Regions from separate parts of the Homo sapiens genome. Here region 1 is linked to region 2. A link is an interaction called in ENCODE POLR2A ChIA-PET data of the cell type or tissue named here. Cell type or tissue: CD4-positive, alpha-beta T cell. All regions are shown on one strand.

Region 1 (2,500 bases), 1.4 Mb after region 2:
TTACAAGTGCCAAGAAAAGGAACATGAACAATATTCTGTGACCACAGCCAACACCACACAGAACTTCCCAGAAGCTCTCCAGGGCGAGAACACCAACCAGAAGGAAGTGACAGCTTCCATCATTCTGTGCTAAGTGAGCTGAGTGAGTGGCCATCTCTCACCTTCCAGATATTTGAATGATACCTACCATTCCAGCAGCCAGCACAAGTCATTTAATATGAATGCCAGAAACACAATCCCTGAGGACAGGTACAGGAGACCAGATGCCAGGAAAAACCCCGGCCCCACCCAAGAGTTGGGGAGAGCCCACTGCTCCTCCACCCTTATTTACCACCTGAGCCCCTGCACCCGCCAATCATGCTGCTCAGTCTGTAACTGCGGGTCTGAGTGAGCACCTACATTTGGCTGTTGAGGGGCAGCTGGTGGAGTTGGCAGGCGACTCTGCACTAAGTTCTCAGGTTGAATGGGAGTTGGGTCGAGGGAAGGAATGGACGCAGAGTTAGGGTGAAGAGTTGCGGTGGGTCAGCGGGGGTGAAAGGACATGGAGATGTCATTTTTAACAAGATTGGGTGAGGGTGGTAGGAAAGGAGGCAGCAAGAGTTCGGGACAGTTTGGCAAAGACTTAGGGATGGGGTGTCCTCAGTACGGCAGGAGACGCAAAGGAAGGTATACAGTGGGCTAGGAGACTAAGGACGAGAAGACACAGTTACGACTTGGAATAAGGCTGAGATCGGAGTTATCCAGAAGAAAGCGGTGAGCTCAACAGGGCACCTACTTTGGGGGTGGGTCTTAGATGAGAGGGCGGAGGTAGAATGTTTAGGATGAGCAGATCTTGGGGAGCTGGACAGGGGATGGGGGTGACTGGGATAAGAAAGCTGAGCCAGAAAAGGGGAAACCTGAATGGTGGGTCTCGGGGAGGTGAGCGCGGAGCATCGGGATTACCAGAGGGGTGGGGAGAGAGGATGAGGTGTGTCAGGGCGGGGCGAAGGGACGTGGCCGAGATCGGGGTTGGAACTGGGGTAAAATGGGGTCACGAGTGAAGCTGCATTTAAGCAAGACCGCTGGTGAGGGGATGCGGGCGCGGGCTGGGGGCTGGACAGACGGAGGGGACGGGGCCACAGCGGCGGTGCAGGGGGAAGGCTGGGTCGGAGCGGAGCGGGCGCGGGCTGGACAGGGCTGAGGGCTCTGAAGCCGGGCAGTCTCAGGGTAACCAGGGGCTGGGAATCGCGGAGGGAGCGGGAGGCCCACCGCCCGTTCGCGCCTCGGCCCTCCCACCACTCCGCCGCCCTCCTCGCATCTTGACCCCCTAACTCACCAAGCGGAGCGAGGAGCGAGGCGAGGGGGGCTCCCGGCTGCGGCAGCCCCTCAGCCTCCGAGCCGACGATGCGGTCTCTCGGCCACTGACAACAGGAAGCAGCGCCCCGGCCCCTGACGCCATCACGTTGGCTCGGCGCTCCGGCCCTGCCCCCGGCCCGCGGTGCCAATCGCGCAGCCCGAAGGAGCCTTGGGGCGGGGCCAGCTGCTCCCGGAAGTCCCTGGGAGCTGAGCCCCGGGGCAGATGCGAGGTCTGGGAGGCTGGGGAACTGGGGGCGCCTGCAGGGCGCAGAGAGGCGACGGCACCGGTGTCAGGGAGAACGCATCCGTTACCGCCCGCCTCCCGCAGGTCTGCGTCAAACTAGATCCTGGCTTCTGGGTTCCTGACCTCGTTTGGCCTCAGAACCATCTGTGCAACATTGGGGCTGTCACTTCGCCTCCCTCAGCTGAAGAGTTCCCACTTGTGAGTGGGACTAATAACGCCTGCCCTATCTTTGCCTCTCCGAGGGCAGCAGTGCAGCCCGTGGGGCGGAGCCCGGGCCCAAATTGGAGCCTCCGCGTTGCGCTTTCAGGATAAACACAGCTGTTTTGACCACACTTTATCCCAAGGGAACGCCTTGAGGTCCCCTTGGGCACACTCCCGTGTGTAACTCGCCCATTAGCACCGCCTGGCTTGAAGCTTAGGGGTCTGGTTATTCTCTTCTAGCCCGTGTAGAGGATTTCTTTCTTCCTTTCTGTTTTTTTTTTTTTTTTTTTGGGACAGGGTCTCACTCTGTCGCCCAGACTGGAGTGCTGTGGCACGATCACGGCTCACCACAGCTTTGACCTCACGGACTAAGCGGTTCTCCCACCTCAGCCTCCACGCAGCTGGGACTACAGGCGTGCACCACCACGCCCAGCTAATTTTTTCTTCTTCTTTTTTTTTTTTTTTTTTTTGCGACGGAGTCTGGCTCTGTCGCCCAGGCTGGAGTGCAATGGCGCGATCTCGGCTCACTGCAAGCTCCGCCTCCTGGGTCGACGCCATTCTCCTGCCTCAGCCTCCCGAGTAGCTGGGACTACAGGAGCCCGCCACCACGCCCGGCTAATTTTTTTATGTTTTTAGTAGGATGGGGTTTCACCGTGTTAGCCAGGATGGTCTCGATCTCCTGACCTGGTGATCCACCCGCCTCGGCCTCCCAAAGTGCTG
Region 2 (2,500 bases):
GGAATTGGGCAGGTTAGGGCTAAGGCCAAATTCCCGATGATTTGCTTGGTCTCTTGTGGGACATTCAGAGCCACCCCTTTGTGCATTTATTTGCTCGGTCACGTTATTGAGCACCTCCTCTCCTCAGAGTTGGACACTGTGGTAGGCCCTCAAGAGAGCTGTGGACAAGAGACGCCGTTCTAAGGAGCTGTCAGCACAGGCCTGTGACATTTGTTGAGAAAGGGGGGCTTTTTCTTCATTGGAAGAGGTTTCTCTCTAGCTATACCCAGGGAGCACTGAGCTCTTGTTTCATTTTGTAGCTGAAGCTGCACCCAATCCAGCCACCCTACCAAAGCCAAGGCTGAGGTGGGCTGCCAGCTTGAGTGGCTGTGTTTAGAGGCTGCATGCTGAGAGGGTAGCGAGCAGAGGGCACAGCTCCCACTGCAGACCTAAGGGCTTCGTCACAACTGGAGGCCCACTGCTTCCAGGGGCTTTGTCTTTTCATCAGAAATCTGGTCGAACTCCAGTCCTCACCATATAGAGAGCTAGGCAGCTGCATTGTGAATGGAAAAGTGGCAGGTTTCCTGCAACTGGCTGGAGACTCAATACCATCTAAAAGGGAGTGGGGAAGCGGGGGAGCAGCACTGAGCCTGCAGCCTTTCCTGTTTAACTGCTACCTCTGTGTTTACTTCAGGGACAAGCGAGGAGGGAGACCACTTCCTCTTGACATCAGATTTGTGCTAAACAAACATTCCTGCTGTGCATACCTGCATTTCCCAAAGCCTAGGGAAGCAGACAAACTGCAGGCAACACACAGCCCAGCCTAGATGCCACAGTTGCCTTCAAAGAGAAGAGGGGACTCTGGCAGCAGCCACCTGCTCAATCTCAAAACCATTCCTGGGCTGCTCCAGTTATTTCATTAAAAAATGGGTAAGTCGGGGCCGGGCACGGTGGCTCACGCCTGTAATCCCAGCACTTTGGGAGGCTGAGGCGGGCGGATCACGAGGTCAGGAGATCGAGACCATCCTGGCTAACACGGTGAAACCCCGTCTGTACTAAACAAAATACAAAAAATTAGCCAGGCGTGGTGGCAGTCACCTGTAGTCCCAGCTACTCGGGAGGCTGAGGCAAGAGAATGGCATGAACCCAGGAGGCAGAGCTTGCAGTGAGCCGAGATCGTGCCACTGTACTCCAGCCTGGGTGACACAGCGAGGGTCCATCTCAAAAAAAAAAAAAAAGTCATTGGCAAAACCCCAGCTTTTTAATTTATATTTTTTCTTTCTTTTTTTTTTTTTTTTTTTTTTTTTTTTGAGACAGAGTCTGTCACCCAGGCTAGAGTGCAATGGCGTGAGCCCGGCTCACTGCAACCTCCTCCTCCCAGGTTCAAACAATTTTCCTGCCTCAGCCTCCCTAGTAGCTGGAATTACAGGCACCCGCCACCATGCCCAGCTAATTTTTGTATTTTTAGTAGAGACAGGGTTTCGCCATGTTGCCAAGGCTGGTCTCAAACTCCTGACCTCAAGTGATCCACCTACCTCAGCCTCCCAAAGTGCTGGAATTACAGGCATAAGCCACTGTGCCCGACCTAGATGTTTTGTTTTGTTTTTAGATGGAGTCTCACTCTGTCACCCAGGCTGGAGTGCAGTGGTGTGATCATAGCTCACTGCAGCCTCAACCTCCTGAGCTCAAGTGACCCACCCACCTCAGCCTCCCAAGTACCTGGGACCACAGTGCATGCCACCACGCCCTGCTAACTTTTGTTTTGTTTTGCAGAGATGGAGTCTTGTTATGTTGCCCAGGCTGGTCTTGAACTCCTGGCCTCAAGCTGTCCTCCCGCCTTGGCCTCTCAAAGTGCTGGGATTACAGGCATGAGCCACCACACCTGGCCAAACCCCCAGCTTTTTAAGAAGTCCTGGGACATTGGAGGAAAGGAAAAGGAGTGATTCATTTAAAATATTAATACTTCTTAAAAAGAATTTACCCTCAACCTTAATAAAAAGCTACTCAGAGTAGAAGCAAACAGCAAACTCAGCAGAAGTCTGTGTAGATCCTCCGAAGCACTAAGTAAGTCAGACTTTCTTCCCCTGGATATCTGCTCATGGGTACCTTTTGGTAACTGCAGGCAGACACAGTACGCACGTGCACATGGTGGCCAAACTCCCCTGCGGTCGGCTGGGAATGGGTAGGCGAACCAGCGGGGAATGGAGTCACCCTCTTTCAGCTTTAAAAACAAGTTGGAGGAGCTTGGAGTCTTGGCAGCTGAGTTATTCCATTCTCAGGAATAAGATGGGGCACTGATAACAGGTATCATGTCTGGAAGGCCCTGTGATGAAGAGAGGGCCCACATAGAAGAGAAGGTGCTCAGAGTCCATTCTAACAGGCCATCCTCTTGGGAGGTCCATTGTGTCCCAGACACTGTGATAGGGACTTCACATGTGTTCCCTAATGTATTCCTCACACCTCGACAGACGACACTGCTGTCTCCAAAACAAATGCAGAAGCAGATCCTGAGAGCTGAAGT

What was found. Peaks named below come from ENCODE experiments on the same cell type or tissue, not always from the same donor. Only the 100,000 strongest peaks of a DNase experiment are listed, where the experiment ranks them.
Region 1: POLR2A ChIA-PET joins it to region 2 with 7 read pairs; 1 of 35 experiments calls an interaction of 5 or more read pairs at or near these places.

Annotation. Positions count from the first base shown.
Region 1 is chr17:64,835,741-64,838,240 of GRCh38, forward strand. It overlaps the pseudogene PLEKHM1P1. Among named protein-coding and RNA genes, the nearest start is that of MIR4315-2, 15 kb to the left of the region's middle. RefSeq lists silencers at 979-1,068, 1,159-1,618. In CD4-positive, alpha-beta T cell, no CTCF peak of the experiment used is centred here; DNase peaks (open chromatin) are centred at 1,011, 1,451, 1,910 and 2,191; H3K4me3 peaks cover 1,943 bases; H3K27ac peaks cover 737 bases.
Region 2 is chr17:63,427,810-63,430,309 of GRCh38, forward strand. No RefSeq gene overlaps it. Among named protein-coding and RNA genes, the nearest start is that of CYB561, 17 kb to the right of the region's middle. In CD4-positive, alpha-beta T cell, no CTCF peak of the experiment used is centred here; no DNase peak of the experiment used is centred here; H3K27ac peaks cover 437 bases.